2 separate regions of the Homo sapiens genome follow, and region 2 is linked to region 1. Evidence: read pairs that join two places in POLR2A ChIA-PET (ENCODE). Cell type or tissue: OCI-LY7. All regions are shown on one strand. Each heading gives the region's core, and the rest is flanking DNA. Links, peaks and the distances in the headings are about the cores only. Region 1 has its middle 8.5 kb from the start of TRN-GTT2-4. Region 2 has its middle 5.3 kb from the start of LINC00545.

Region 1 (8,464 bases), core at 305-8,304:
TAGGGCCGAGCATGATGGCTCACACCTATAATCCCAGCACTTTGGGAGGCCGAGGCGGGCGGATTGCCTGAGCTCAGAAATTCAAGACCAGCCTGAGCAACACGGTGAAACCCCATCTCTACTAAAATACAAAAAATTAGCCGGGCGTGGTGGCATGCACCTGTAGTCCCAGCTACTAGGGAGGCTGAGGCAGAAGAATTGCTTGAGCCCAAGAGGCAGAGGCTGCAATGAGCCAAGATCGCGCCACTGCACTCCAGCCTGGGCGACAAAGCGAGACTCCGGCTCTGAATAAATAAAAAAATAACACATACGTGAAAATCTGCCATGGATAAGAGCCAATATACAACTGAAGTTTAAAATATAGAATTTCTCTATTAATTACCAAGCACAGGGATTCTTTACACCACAAGCGCCACAGCCAATGGGACACCAGTTTACAACCGCAAACATTTTGCTATCCTGCTAAACAGGGCTGGTTTATATTGCCTTAAGGCCGAGGGGAGCATTCACTCTGAGGTGAGTTGTGGAGATACTTGAACCTCCTCAGCATATTTAGATAATATCAGCCTCCCAGCCCAGTGAAAAGGCTTGTAAGAAAGAGAAAGCTGGCAAGAAGGGTACTTTACCAAGCTTTTACGTACCTGCACTAACTAAACAGGAAATGCATGTTCGTTTTCGGATTTGAAGTATTTCATAGGGTTCCTTTTCTCCCTATAAGCTCTGGCTTCTGTGTTAATCTACTGATTATTTTGAACTTCTCCAATACTAGATTTATCGTCACTGCAGTGCTTTGCTATCCTGCAAATATTAGTAAGTGCCTTTTCATGGATGTGCCGTGCTTAGAAGCATCCTGAGGCGCCTTTCAGCCACCTTTGCTTCTTCCATGGTTCCTTGAGGGAACACTGGCTGGGGAATTAGGGATGTGAACCTACTGGTGTTTTTGAAAAGCTGTCAAAATAGCAAAATTCCAACAAATCGAGTGTAATAATTTAATTGGCTTTTACTAGCGATACATGAGTCGGGCAGCATCCCATCTATAAATAGAAGGGTACTTCAATGAGCTGAGCAGAGGAGATAGGTTTTACAGGCAGAAATAGACCAAAGAAAGCAGAAACCAAGAATGAAAGCAGATTGGTCATTTCAAAGTTTCTTTCCTTGTAGGATTAAAGCAGAAGAGCCTCATCATGCTGGCTCAGGTTGACCGGGCCTCTTCTAATTGGTTGCTGTGAATCTTTTGCTTTTTTTGAAAAACCGACCTGTTTCAAAGTTCAGTTTGAGTACACAGCACCTAGGACAAGTGAAGCCATTCAGGTTTGGTCTGTTCTTTGGGCCTAGGGCAGGAGCTTAGGCCAAAACAATGGTCTCTTTAAATTTTACTCAATACAGCTAAAAGGGCCGGAGAAACAGTCACAAATATGTTCACTGAGCAGGCCTGTTCAGAGCCCACGAACCATACCTAGGTGACTCTTTAAGTGTGGCAGGGGTGCCCAAACAGGCTTTGCCCCTGAAAACAGCTCAGAATTTAGTCATTAGTTTAATGTCACTTTGGGATGCTTTCTTTAATCCACCAGATTTTTTCCGCCTCTTCTACCATGAACTCCCAAAGCATCCTCTTCCTCCAATGCCATAAGTCATGTCTTTTGGCCCTACCGCCTCTGACTACAGTCTTTGGGACTACAGCCGTTGACTCTAAGCTTGAAGAGGCTGTTCCATTTTGTGTTCTTTTCATCTATAGTATCCAGCAAAACTCTCTAATCAATTGTATCTTTCACTTTTCTTACTCTTTTCCTGACTTACACAGTGCATGATCGTGAAATGGTAGGTGGATGAGAGACTGGCTAAAACTTCATAGACCTTCCTCCTGGTCTTTTTTCTTCTGAAAAATTGGCATTAAATCTTTGTAATTTACACTTTTAATGTGGCGTTCAATAATGTTTCACTGAAAACTTTTCCCTGATAATTTCAATGTACTGTGGGAATTAAATGTAATAACAAATAATATGTGTTGGCCGGGTGTGGCCGGGTGTAGCGGCTCACACCTGTAATCCCAGCACTTTGAGACGCCAAGGTGGGCAGATTGCTTGAGCCCAGGAGTTCGAGACCAGCCTTGGCAACACAGTGAATTTCGGTATTTAACAAAAATACAAAAATTAGCCAGTTTCATAACCTGGTCTCAAAATAAACAAATCAGTAGAATATTTTTTAATTAAAAAATGTTATTAAATGTAGTATGAAAGATATGTGAATGGCGTATTCTAAATGGTTAAAGAATAGTGAAGGTTGTTCAATAAGTATTTGAACAATAAGTTTACTGTTTGGGGAAAAAAATAGTACAAAATAGAAACTTCAGTGTTACACATCAAAATACATTACAAATAATCAAAGATTCATATACCAAAAGAGAAAGCAAAGGAAAAAAAAAAAAGAAACGTAGTTTCATTAGAAGATATATATATTCTTTTGGTGGAAACAATCTTGCTAAAACATGATGCCAGAAGGAAAAGAATGTAAAATAATGTTAAACTTCTACATGTCGAAACATTAAAAATGATGATCAAGCATAAACCAAAATTGCCAAATGACAGAGAAGATTTAATATCGTTACACCTAGAGCTGATATAAATGAGATCCCAATTCAACGACTGGAAGTCTGAAGGGAGCCCACAGAGCTTCTCACACTTCTTGTTCAGACACACCTTGCCCCCAGTCTCTTTCTCCAAAAGATTCCTTGCCTTGTCTTTTAAACTGCCCAGGAGGCCAATCCCAAGAGAGATACAACAATTAGAACTCAGCCTCCCTCGGCTGGGTGTGGTGGCTCACGCCCATAATCCCAGCACTTTGAGAGGCAGGAGAATCCCAAAAACCCTCTCCCCAGGAGACCCCTTCATAAGTTGTACTCTTTTCTTTTTTGTTGTTGTTGTTTTTGAGACAGGGTCTCACTCTGTTGCCCAGGTTGGAGTGCAGTGGCACGATCTCAGCTCACTGCAACCTCTGCTTCCCAGGTTCAAGTGATTCTCTTGCCTCAGCCTCTCAAGTAGCTGGGACTACAGGCACACGCCACCATGCCCAGTTGATTTTTGTATTTTTAGTAGAGATGGGGTTTTGCCATGTTGGTCAGACTGGTCTCAAACTCCTGGCTTCAAGCAATCCTCCCGTCTCGGCCTCCCAAAGTGCTGGGACTACAGGCATGAGCCACTGCACCCAGCCTAAGCTGCACTCTTGATCGCTGTCACCCTGTGAAGACTGAGTCTCCCAGGACACTGAAGCCTAGACCTAACCTCGCCCCCTGACCCTCCCACGGTGCCTTTTGGAATGTGTGGTCTGTCTTTAATCCCACTGCCCCAGTTTTTTTCTGCCAACAGTCCCTTCCCTGCTGTCGTGCTAAATGGAACCTGAATATTCGCTGAATGTCCCTTTACAGCCCTGGCCAGTGGTGGCTGTCTTATCTCCCGCATTCCACATACTTTTGGGCCTGGAGATGAGAGAGGTTCTTCCTTGTTGCCATTTCAGCCACTCCCTCCCCTTCCCACTCAACCCTCCAGTGACTCTGAAACACTTTGGACTGAGCCCCTGCCCCTGCTCCTTTGGCTGTCATCTGCCGTTTTCATGGCGTTCTGCCTGTCCTTGAGGATTTTTGCTCCGGCTCACTGTATATTTCTTTCTGCTAGGGCCACTGCTGCCATTTAGATGACTTTGCCTCACACAGAGACAATCCATGTGCTATCCCAGCCTCTTGGTGCCTCTTTCTCCTCATTTTTCATGAATTCTTGCCAACTCTGGCCCTGCAGTTTCCTTGTCATACTCAGACTTTGTCATCACCTGTAACCTTGCTATCTCCAGAAGCTTAATTTCAAGCACACTACTTTCTAGCCAGCTTACTTCCTCCACAAGTGCCTCTCTGCCATTCTTTGAACCTTGCTCTGACCCACTGAGCTCTGCCACCACTCAGCAGACAGCCACTTCCTGTGTTCCTTACTTATCCATCCCTACAATCATTACCCTTGCAGGAAGCCTTATTCCTTTTCTCCTCTATCTCCTTGTCCCATCTGCCTGACAATTCCTCTACGTTGGCTGAAATTAACTTCACACTTAGTCTCTCTGTCCTGCACCTGAGCAGTTAAATACAACTGGAGAAAAATAAACCACCATCTTGGCTGGTCGCCATTAAATTGATGACCATAAACTTCCCACGGGCTCTCCGCACAGCTTAGCAAGCCCACTGCATGTCCCTATTCAATTCGCTCTCCATTCTGAGACCAATATTTCACACCTGTCTTCCTCCATGTTCAACTCCTTCTCCCCTCACACCCTCAGCTGATGATCTATTTATTTCCCCAAGAAAATAATCAGAAGAGACCGTTCTCATTCTTTTATCAGCAAATCTCTTAGCATCTGAGCCTAAGTACTTTGTCTTTCCTATTAATAAAATAATTTTTCTAGCTCTTAGGGTCACACCGCCTCCTCTTAGACACTGGAATCCCATCCCTGGAGAAGTTTGCCCCCGCAAGCGCCCCTTCTCTCACCTACAACATCCATGTGTCAGCCTCTCCCATCTTCAGAACAGTAACAAAAACCTTGACCTCACATTGCCCTACGAGGCACCAGAAAATGTTTCAAGAGTGAGTCCATAGCTCCACTTTCTCACCATCCCTTCTCTTGAGCCCACTCACACTTGTTCATGTGAAACTGTTCATGTGGAGTTAGCAGAGCTAACTTCCCTATTGCCAGAGCCAGTGGCCAATTACTCTATTACTCTTTTTCAGCAGCATCTGACAGATAATCATCCCTTCCTTTTAAAAAAAAGAAAAGCATTCTTCCTTGTATTTTCAGGGCACCACACTCCTATTGAATGAAGCTAGGCAGGCAACCATGTGACTAAAGGAAGAACATTCCAGGAAGAGCAAAAGTCAGGAGGAGCAAGTGTGCTTGGCCTTTGCCTTGGTCTGCTTGGGCTGCTATCACAAAATATCTTAGACTGGATAATTTATAAATGTTAGAAATTTAGTCTGGGCATGGTGGCTCACGCCTATAATCCAAGCACTTTGGGAGGCCAAGGCAGGCAGATCACTTGAGGTCAGGAGTTTGAGACCAGCCTGGCCAACATGGCAAAACCCTGTCTCTACAAAAAAATACAAAAATTAGTCGGGCATGGTGTCATACACCTATAGTCCCAACCACTTGGGAGGCTTAGGCACCAGAATTGCTTGAACCAGGAAGTGGAGGTTGCAGTGAGCCGAGATGGTGCGACTGCACTCCAGCCTGGATGACGGAGCAAGACTCTGTCTTGAAAAAAATATATATATATTGCTCACAGTTCTATAAACCAGGAAGTCCAAGATCAAGGCACCATTTTTGTTCTTCAGAGCTGTTTTAAGTCCCTAAATGACCCCATCCTATAACATGATCCACACATTCCTAATTCCCAAACGGCTATCTCCAGGGTGTCCCTCTCCGCTGAGCTCCAGTGTTGCAGATCTATCTTCCTATTAAATCATCTCCACTCGAAAGTCTAATAGGAATCTCACACTTAACACACTCCTAATGGGATTATCTTATCCCCTTTAAATTCTTTCCTTCCCAAATCTGACCCATCTCAGGAAATGGCACAATTGCTCAGTCAATAAAACCTGGAGTTCATTTTGACTCCTCTTCTACCTCACAGCCAATGCACATATCGTGTTGGCTCTACTTTTGAAATCCAACAGTAATCCAACTACTCTTGAACACCTCCAGTTACCACCCTAAACTCCAAGGAGATTGTAATAGACTAGGACTCCTATTCAGACCATCTGTAGACAGTCTCCCCACTTCAGTGATCCTTTTAAAACCCAGATCAGATCATGTTACCCTCTTGCCTGAAACTTTCCTGAGGTTATCTATTATTCTCAGCTTAAACAAAGTCCTCACTATGGCCTACAAAGCCATATGAGATCTGGTGTCTGCTAGCCTCTTTACTCATGTCCTAACTCTCCTTCACTGATCACTCTGCTCAACCACACTGGCCTCTTGCTTATCCTCAGTCATGCTGCTGTGGTCTCAATGTTTGTGTCCCCCCAAAATTAGTGAAGTCTAAATCCCCAATCCAACAGTACTAAGAGATGGGGCCACTGGAGAGACGGTTGAGGGCTCTGTGCCCCTCTTATGCCATGTGAGGACAGTGAGAGAACCAGCCATGAAGCAGAGCAGCTTTCACCAGAATGTGCTGATACCTTGATCTTGGACTTCCCAGCTTCTAGAACTATAAGCAATACACTTCTATTATTTATACATTTTACCCAGTCTAAGGTATTTTGTTATAGCAGCCCAAACAGACCAGACACATGCCTAGCACTCACTCTTCATGACTTTTGTTCTCCTGGAACGCTCTTCCTGCAATCACATGGCGAGCTCCCTAACTTTATTGAAGCCTCTTCTCAAACATCACCCACCTCCAAGAAACCTTCCAAGTCTACCTGGTCTAAAATACTTCTCCCTCTCATCCACTCCTCTTCTCCATAGCATTTAGTGCCATCTGACATAAGAATCAGTCCTCGGCCGGGCGCGGTGGCTCACGCCTGTAATCCCAGCACTTTGAGAGGCTGAGGTGGGTGGATTGCCTGAGGTCAGGAGTTCGAGGCTAGCCTGGCCAACATGGTGAAACCCCGTCTGTACTAAAAATACAAAAATTAGCCGGGCATGGTGGTGCAAGCCTGTAATCCCAGCTATTCGGGAGGCTGAGGCAGGAGAATCGCTTGAACCCGGGAGGTGGAGGCTGAACCCGGGAGGCGGAGGTTGCAGTGAGCCGAGATCATGCCATTGCACTCCAGCCTAGGCTACAAGAGTGAAACTCCATCTCCAAAAAAAAAAAGAATCAGTCCTCATTACTCACAGATTCCGTATTTGTGAATTCATTTACTTGCTAAAATTAATTTGTAACCCTAAAAATCAATGCTTTCAGTGCTTCTTGTGGTTATTCGTGGACATGCATGCACAGAACAGAGAAAAATTTGAGTCACAGGACGTGCACATTTCCAGCTGAGGTCAAACAAGTCAATACTCCACCTTCCTCTTTCAGTTCACACTGTAAACAAGTGTATTTTTGGGGGACTAGTGTCTTTGTTATTGTTCCTTTTTTTTTTTTTTTGAGACGCAGTCTCGCTCTGTCGCCCAGGCTGGAGTGCAGTGGCGCAATCTCGGCTCACTTCAAGCTCCGCCTCCCAGGTTCACACCATTCTCTTGCCTCAGCCTCCCGAGTAGCTGGGACTACAGGCGCCTGCCACCTCGCCCGGCTAATTCTTTGTATTTTTAGTAGAGACGGGGTTTCACCGTGTTAGCCAGGATGGTCTTGATCTCCTGACCTCGTGATCCGCCCGCCTCGGCCTCCCTAAGTGATGGGATTACAGGCGTGAGCCACCTTGCCCAGCCTATTGTTGCATTTTTTTGTGCTTTTTGTTGATTTCACTGTTTAAAACGTCCTCAAGTGCAGTGCTGAAGTGCCGTCTAGTGTTCCTAAGCACAGAAAGCTATGATGTGCCTTATGGAGAACACCATGTGTCAGATAAGCTTCGTTCAGGCTGAGTTACAGTGCTGTTGGCCATGTTAATGTAAAGAATCAACCATATAGATCAAATAACATGTCTTTAAACAGAAACAGAAAAGGTTATATAGTGATTGTTTGACAAAAATCTCATGACCACAGGCTAGCAGGAACCTATTTCCCCTAGGAACAGTATTTCAGTTTATACTAATTCAGTGTTCAAGGCAACTTTATTGACCATAACTACTACAAATGACATGAATCAACTGCATGTATCTCCTATTACTACCTAACATTATATATTGATCTCCATGTTTGGAAGGCAAACTCAAAAGGAGCAAGGATTTCCTTCTAGTGTGCTGCCTTATCTCAGGCTGATAACAGTGCTTGGTCCTTAGCAGTAATCTAGAAATATTTGTTGAAAAGATAATTAGTACAAGCAAAGGATAAGCAATTCTTAAACCCACCCCCGCCTCCACCAAAAAAAAAACAAAACAACAACTCAAGTGGACAATAGTTATAGAAAATGTTCAGGCTCACTAGTAATCTTGGAGCACCCAGGATTGGTTCCCCCCTTCCTCCCAATACTACTACCTAGTGTTGGCGAGGGCCCAGGGAAGTCAGTCATGCAATCACCAAAAAACCTTAAATGTGCATTTCCTTTGACCAAGCAACTCCACTCCTGGAAAACAAAACTTGGATCCATGCAAAAATTTATCAACAAGGCTAACTGCTGCAATTAACAATGGCAAGACAGTATAAATCACCTCAGAATCTTAAAACAGTGAAACAATGTTTATCCATTAAAACAGATACAATAGGATCTCACGTTTATTTAAAATCTATATGCATAAAATAGGAAAATGTTTGTAGTCACTAAGTATTAAAATGCATGGTCAAAAATCTTTTTTTTTGGTATTTTCCTAGTTTTTCCTTGACAATATGCAC
Region 2 (8,464 bases), core at 300-8,299, 210 kb before region 1:
GCTGGGAGCCATGACAGTGTCAGAGCCTGAGCTCCAGCCCAGACTTCTGGGTGAAGTGGTCCCATGGAGCAAAGCTTGGTTTGGAAGATTTGGAGAATGGGAAAGAATGTTCTCTTACCACAACCTCTTCCCCACTGCGGCCCCTTCCTAAGCTGCCATTGAAATCTATTTTTGCCAGAGCAAAAAATGGGGGAAGTGGACAGCTTCTGCCAACAGTGAGTTTGTTCCAAGCCCACCCCACAGTCATGGGTTCCTCAGAGTGTCACTGAATCACAGGACTCATGGAAATCTGCCCATGTCATGAAGATAAACCACTGTGATCACTTTTAAAATCTTTCTCATCATGTCCTTGGGAAGATAAAGGGGTGGAACTGAACAGAAAGGGGCAGAGGTGGGACTTTTTTTCACTAACCTTAACCTTCATGCCAAGAACAGAGATCTCTGTTTGAAAGCATGTCTCCGATGACCATTTATTTGCTCTGCCTGGTAAACCTTCGTGTAATGCGTGGCTTTAAGCATTAGTCATTCCCTGCTGGGAAGGAGGTTAGAACTCCAGAAACAAGGCTATTGCAGAACTGGACTGTGTGGGTCACTAAACCACAGGGGAAAGGGTGGAGAAGCAGCTGGTGTCCCGCTTAAAGGTCACAAAGCATTATTTCTACTTTAATACCCAGAGTTCAAGTGGAAATAAACTCAGAAGGTTAAGATCTAAGTGAAAATTAACTGAAGGCAACTGTGCCATTTGGACTCTGAGATGTGCTTGCCTGGGAAAGTGCAAAACACACTGGCTATCTTTCCATGAGCACAGCTGAACAGGAATAGGCATTAATAAGGATAAACATAAAGAAAAAATTGCTAATTATTGGCAGAGAATGCCAAGAAAAGTTGGTGGAATTCTCTTCTTTGGGGACCCTGGGAAAAGAACAGTAACAGTTAGGTACAGAGGCGCCTGGAAGCAAAGAAACTTCTTTCCCTGGGACAGTGGCTCTGTGCTGTGTGTAACCCTGAGTTCTTTAGGTCACTATAGTCTGGGTGAGTGACTCCAGGGTTGTAGGATGCAATAGCCATGCTAATGAAAACTCACTGGTTCTGAGCCCCCTTCCAGAAGTACTGTGGGTACTTTCAGCCTCTTTTCTCCCTGCAGAGTCTCAAAGAGCTCATGTTCTGTCCTTGGTGATTAATACAGATTTCTTGGCTCTTCCCAGCCTGCTAGTCAGTGAACTTAATTTGCCACTTCTGTTGCTAATCATAACTCTTGCCTCAGCATCAAGCTGATCATCCTTGCAGCTGTAGATATTGGCCCTCCTGCACTGGATGCTCGCAGAGAGGGGAAGGCAGTCTCCTAATCACCATTTCTAATAAAAAAACGAGAGGCTTGCATTCTCACTCTCTTGCTGAGCTTCTCCTGATGGAGCTAGCCATGAGGTTCCTGATGGCTGGAGGAAATATGAGGATATCTTCCCCAGAACACCCACCACACCTCTCTCAACAATCAACTCATGTTCCAGGACAGATGCTGTGAACAACAGCAAATGTAGAGCAGGTACTAGAAACTATGATCAGTGCTTTACATAGATGATCTCATTACATCTTTACTGTAAGCCCATGAGGTAGGTACTCTTATGGTCCCTATTCTACAGATGTGCAGAGAACCAGCACCTCAACTCTCTGATTTCAAGTTGAGAGGTTGGGGTTGGCCTGGTTGGCTCTTCAAGTCAAGAGGACATTTTATTCTGTCCCATCAAGTGACCTTTGGGTCACCAAGGCATTAGTTCTCAGTGGATATTGCTGGTGTGCCTGACGGAGGTGGCCATTAGGCCTCCCTCCATTACACATGCCGATAGCTCTTGGTTTTCTTTTATTTGCAATACAATTCAAAAATGTGAATAAAACCTCAAAAAATAGGGAAATGAAGTCTGAACAATAAAAATAGCTGAGATATTGAGTATTTAGTCTTGCCAGGCACTGTTTGCCAAGCACTGTTCTGTGAGGACAGTGCCTGGCAACATTAAATACTCAGTATCTTAGGAGGTAGGTACTATTATCATCCCCATTTTACAGGCCGCCAAGAGGTTAAGTGACTTGCACAAGATTGCACAGCTCTTAATTGGAGAAGCTGGCATTCAAATCCAGCAGTAGCATCGGCCTGTTCCTTGCCAAATACAACAAGGCTTTCTACCTTCTTGGATGTTTATTTCCTACCACACTTTTAAAAACAATTCACCAAACACGTAAGAAGTAGCTAAAACAAGGGGCTCACATTCAATGTGTAATGTAGAGGTGCAGCTTTGTGGTTGGTTCCTTCTTTCAGTTAAGTAATGAAAAATGATACAACACATAAAAATATAACAAAACCGAAAGAGGTGAGTGCCCTAAGGAGGATACAAATACAGCCCTGTGGAAGCTAAAGTGTTGGAAGAGATCCTGCTGAGTTAGGTCCCAAAGAATCACTAGGATCTCCACGAACAGAGATGGGAAACAGACAGTAGCACTGTAAGCAGGAAAAGAACTTCGTGGTGGAAAAGTGTCCTGGGGTCCAGAAATAGTGAGATACTGATATCTGATGGATCAAGTAGGAAGTCATGGATGATTCCAGGATGAAAAAAAATTCATAGATTCATCAGAACAATTAGCAGGTGAAATTTAGCAATATTTTCAACACACCTTCAAAAACACTTGGTAGTGGCACATGGGGCAGAAGAGTCCCATATATATGGATGTCCAGGTTTACACCAGATGTCCTGGCAACCCATCGGGTTAGCAACCCTAACCATTCTCAAGATCCTTGCATGGACAATAAATTATATGACCACCCTGTATCTGGCAAATTGAAAGATAGGGCCCAACACTTAGGTGTATTAACGGTGCTTAAGAAGTCATATTGTGGCCAGGCATGGTGGCTGACACCTGTAATCCCAACACTTTGGGAGGCTGAGGCAGGAGGAGCACCTGCGCCCAGGAATTCCAGAACAGTCTGGGCAACATGGAGAAACCCCATCTCTACAAAAACAAAAAACAAAACATAATTAGCTGGGTGTGGTGGCACACAACTGTAGTCCTAGCTACTCAGGAGACTGAAGTGGGAGGATTACTTCAGCCCAACAGGTTGAGGCTAGAGTGAGCCGTGATAGTGCCACTGCACTCCAGCCCAGGCAACAGAGTGAGAACCTGTCTCAAAACCAACAAACAAAAAACCAAAACAAACCCACAAATAAGTCATATTTTAAAAGCCTACATCTCAATGCCTAGCTAAGCTTTATAAAGAATGCGGGCTCTTTGACACTTGTTTACAATTGCAACCATAGTTGGTTTTGGAAGTGTCAGTTCTTCCCACAACCCTATTTGGTGTGAGCCGTTTTGCACAAGGTAACCCAACTAGTGTCTGCCACAGAGATATGCAGGAAAAGCCAGCCTTTGATGAACAAATAGTCCCCATCTATCTGGAGTTAATGTATAGTAAAGAAAAAACCTGGTTAAACACACACTGGCATAAACTGATAAAGCTAATTTTTATCCAAGCCCACTTTTGGATTTCAAACAACTGAAGTCAAAGAAGTTAATTAAAAACACATAGAGTTGTCAATGAGTTTAAAAATAAAACACAAATTTATTCGAAATAATGAGACTTAACTAACTCTGTGGTAGACTAGTTGGCTAGTCTTTTGCAGAAGAGCCAACCTATTTGTACCTGAGATAAAACATATTCAGAAAGAAGGAAAACTGCAAAGTGGTCCCAGAACAGAGAAAGCAACAAGGAGAAGGCTTAACTGTCCTTTCAACTTTGAGGTGCAATCTGTCTACAGGGCTCCCTTGGGGGAAGCACAAGCTCTTTCTTTTAGTCTGATTTTGTTGATTGATGCTGTGTTGTTGCTGGATTGTATTACTATGTGAAGTTGAAAGGCTTAATGTTAATGTGTCTTAAACTTCAAGACTTGGAATGCATGATCCCATTTAAACTTGACCGTTCTGGGCAATGTGTTTTGATTGGCTGGATGTCTAGCTTGTGCATTTCTGTCATTTCCTAATGTGTGTGGTATGCTTTGAGCACTGCAGACAGGAAACTCACTTTTTCTCTGGCTTTCTTCTGATTTTTCTGTTTCTTGATTATTGGAAAAATGAATAAACACATAAAAATAATAATAAAGTGTCACCCCAAAAGTCTTATCTTTAAAATAATGTGGAATGGCAATGCTAAAAATAAAGCAACTTGAACTAATTTCCACTATGAATAGGGAACAAAGAATCTGCACCTTCCCTGATTTTGGATTCCAGATTCCAAATATTTCATAAATAAAATATGGCCAGCCACATGAATTATAAGGTATATACCATGTGAGTTACATACACAGGGAGAGGTTGTTTTTAAAATTTCCTGCTGGCAAAGTCAGACTTATCCTTCTTTTTTTTTTTTTTTTTTTTGAGACAGAGTCTCACTCTGTCGCCCAGGCTGGAGGGCAGTGGCACAATCTCTGCTCACTGCAAGCTCCACCTCCCGGGCTCACGCCATTCTCCTGCCTCAGCCTCCCGAGTAGCTGGGACTACAGGTGCCCACCACTATACCCGGCTAATTTTTTGTATTTTTAGTAGAGACGGGGTTTCACCGTGTTAGCCAGGATGGTCTCCATCTCCTGACCTCGTGATCCACCCGCCTCGGCCTCCCAAAGTGCTGGGATTACAGGCGTGAGCCACCGCGCCCAGCCAGACTTATTCTCATTGCCACTATTAAACCTGTCAGATAAAACCATTCCAGGATGAAGTTGGAGATACGTCATAGTACATTTTAACCCATTTATGCCTGAGGTTGCAATTTTTTGAGTGTGAAAAATCAGACCCTGGTGATGACCTTGAGCAGTAAGACATAAATAACTCCCACATGCTTAGTGTTCCAATAATGGAACACTAGGCATAAATAGGTTTTAATATAAAAGCTTAAAATTTGTACTCCAAAGTAGGGAAAACTTGATTATATTCATTTACTCTCTATTAGGAGCATCACATCAGCTATATTTTTAAAGGAAGAAAAAGCATGTCATTTCCTTTGTATGCATATCGTCTAAACGGACACTTGGAAGTCAGTATTAGGTGTCAATGAAATGCCACATGATGGAAATAAAATCATCTACATATATAGTTGTACTCCTGTAAATACTTATCTTTGTATCCTCATAAATATTATGAAATACATACGTGAAAGTTTATCTCATAAATAAAATCCAATTTGTTATCAGACATTGAGGGTCTCAGGGAGAAAAAAGACCTTCAAACATATTTGCCTTATGCTTATGTGATTCCTGCATCCTTAGCATGTGATAAGTTGAAACCATAGCATAAAATACTCTAACAGAAATCCCTATGGAAAGCAAGAAACTATTTACCCTAATTAGCCTAGTGGCTTATTTCATAGTCAAGGAGTGTCAAAGATATTGATTTTATTGCAAACTCATACCACCCTTTATTCAGATCTGGGAATGGAGCAGATAGAGTGCCTGGGTCCAAGTTTAAATCTAAACCATCAAAAACAAATACATGAGTGACTGTTAAACTCTGCATGCCAGGCACTATTAGATGCTAGAGATGTAAATGAGCAATACTGTGGTGGGTTAAATGGTGGCCCCTGAAATATATACCCACACCCTAATCCTTGGAAGCTGTGAATGTAACCTTCTTTGGAAAAAAAAGTCTTTGTGGATATAAGTAAGCTAAGGATTTTTAGATGAAATCATCCTAGATTAGCCAGGTGAACCCTAAATCCAGTGACAAGCATTCTATGGGACAAATGGAAGAGCCACACACAGGGAGGAGGAGAAGGCTGTAAGAAGATGGAGGCAGAGGCTGGGTGATGCAGCCGTAGCCACCAAATAACTGGAGCCACCAGAAGTTGGACGAGGCCAGTAAAGGTCCCTGCTAGAACCTTCAGAGGAACACAGCCCAGCCGACAAATTTATTTCAAACATCTGGCCTCCGGAACTGTGGGAGAATAAATTTTGGTTGTTTTAAGTCACCAAGTTTGGGGTAATTTGTTACAGCAGTCCTGGGAAACTAATACAAATAGCATCCCGATATCTAGTTGCTGAAGGACAATATGCAGAGGGGGACAAGTTAGAGGTAAGTTACTTATCTGAAACTCATACCTGTAATCCCAGCACCTTGGGAGGCCAAGACAGGGGGATTGCTTGCATCCAGGAGTTCAAGACCAGCCTGGGCAACATAGCAAGACCTTGTCTCTACAAAAAAAATAAAAACAAAAAAATTAGCCTGGTAAGGTGGCATGAGCCTGTAGTCTCAGATACTCTGGAGGCTGAGGTGGGAGGATCACTTGAGCCCAGGAGTTTGAGTCTGCAGTGACTTCTGATGGCACCACTGCACTCCAGCCTAGGCAACAGAGCAAAAACTACTTCACTACCAGCAAAACAATAGGCAGAAAAATTTACTTGTGTGAATTTTTGAAAATCCAAGTTAGATTAGGACTCCCACACATGTCTTTTCCCAGGCCACTCCGTTTTGGATCCTCCAACTCCAGGTACTGGACTCCTGGGCTCCCTGGGATTTGAAATCAGGCCTTGATACTCCATTTTTTCCAAGCAGAGCTTTTTGAGAGGTCTTGAAGAACAGGCTTGAGTAGAAAGCCATATTTTTTGCACACTTATTTGTTGACCGCACATGTGGAATATGGGCTTTGAAAACCACTCTGTGTGTTGTGACAGCCTCAGCGTGGCCTGGGACACACCCATCGTGAGGCTTCTGCTGTGACTGAGTGTATCAGGCTCAGTAGCGAGCCAGGCTGGACTGACATCCAGAGCAAGGGCTGAGAAAGTTCTCGAGAGAAAATTCCTGTGAGGAAGGATTCTCTCCCGAAGGCCCAGAAACTCCTGAGCTTGTCTGTGAAATGTTACCTATATGTTCACTTTTCTGAGAGAATTTCTGGGGCTTTTATCATCTTTTGAAAAGGTTTCACAGCTTAAGAAACCACGCTGTAAGAACCCAGAATGAGATTTGGTGAGCTTGACCTGTTAGAAAAGCCTCAGTTGTCAGAGCAAAGTAGGATTCCAAATACAAAGATGTGGCTTTAACCTGGCGTGCTCCTGGAGGGGCAAGGCTGGGGCTGAGGGAGGATAGAGCAGACTGGAAGCAAAAACTAGATAGCTGGTCAATGAAGGCTCAAGCAGCCTTGCTGTGGGGCCCCACACAGCGACTAACACAGCAGAGAAAGCTGTTCCCCACCTCCTCCCCAGCCCCGGGCAAGGCTTTGGCACTCTAAGCTACCAGCAGAGATTGGCTGCACTCTCCAGAGTGGAGCACATGCGAGATGCCCCCAAGACCCCCAGAAATCTGGGGGCAGAACCTCAGGAAGCTGCACGTCCTGCTTCAACCTGAGGGGATAACGAAGTCAGCAGAATTCAAGTTTTCAATGTTACTGAAAACTCATTTTCACCCTCAGGTGTGGGAACTTTGGGGCCACACACCATTATGGAATTTGACACAGAATTTATACCCCCAAAGATTATTTATGTTCATCAATTCACATTAGATTGGTTTCAAATTTTAATTTTTGGTACCATGTGGAAAATCCCATAGATGCCTGTAGATTTAGCTACATTTTCCTGTACCTAAAATGGTAACGTTAATGCTCGTTCCCTAACAAACCCCAGATACTACGCTTTTCCAGAGCATTTCAGAATGAAGGAGAGGTGGGGATTATAAGAATATGCACAGTTCTGCCAACCATGACTGGGCATAATTTTCAGGCTCCTGGTAGACCTCCACAGGGGCGGTAGTAGGCTAGACAGGCCTGCCTTCCTCTGGGCTTGATGCTGCCGGCATCTCTGCTTCAGGCTACAATCAGTTACCCAGAGCCTTTTCATCTTTTCACTGAGGAAAACAAGAAAACCAGATCCCTTCTGAAAACACTTGCAGGAAAAGAAAAAAAAAAAAAGAAAGCAAATGCACAGTTTTTGTTGTGCTTTGTTGTTTTATATGGTCTCAACAGAGGCAAGTAAGAATAGATTATATATTTATCTAGAATGGGTTTCCAAAAAAATGGGGAAAGAAGGCTTAGGGAGTTCTTATTTTGTGATTTGTTTAAAAAAACAAAAAAGCTCAAGCCTCAGCCCCAGTCTCTATTGAAAAAAAAGAAAAAAAAATCAGAAAAGAGGAACTTGTTAGGAAGTGGAGTGAATGCTGGCTTCCCCCAGGCCCACTCAACCCCATCACCATGGAGACTCCTGAAGGTTCCAGGAATGACTCACGGGATTCGCTGGCGAAGCCTTTGAAATGGAAGCAGCACGGGAGCACAAAGATGAACTTAGTCTGCAGCCCTTAAAGACTATGCCTTTGCCTCCTGACTGACAGCCTGGGATGTGGATGGCAGGCTACAGAGAACGTGCCCTTCCCTTCTTCCAGATCCTCATTACTTGGGGGCACTTTGCTCATGAGAGCAAAGGTCAAAAAATGTTTTTGCCTTGGA

The links. Peaks named below come from ENCODE experiments on the same cell type or tissue, not always from the same donor. Only the 100,000 strongest peaks of a DNase experiment are listed, where the experiment ranks them.
Region 2: POLR2A ChIA-PET joins it to region 1 with 9 read pairs; 3 of 35 experiments call an interaction of 5 or more read pairs at or near these places.

What each region holds. Positions count from the first base shown.
Region 1 is chr13:30,661,305-30,669,768 of GRCh38, reverse strand. No RefSeq gene overlaps it. Among named protein-coding and RNA genes, the nearest start is that of TRN-GTT2-4, 8.5 kb to the left of the region's middle. In OCI-LY7, for the core only: a CTCF peak has its summit at 6,928; DNase peaks (open chromatin) are centred at 3,888 and 7,038; H3K4me3 peaks cover 737 bases; H3K27ac peaks cover 2,347 bases.
Region 2 is chr13:30,873,034-30,881,497 of GRCh38, reverse strand. No RefSeq gene overlaps it. Among named protein-coding and RNA genes, the nearest start is that of LINC00545, 5.3 kb to the left of the region's middle. In OCI-LY7, for the core only: no CTCF peak of the experiment used is centred there; no DNase peak of the experiment used is centred there.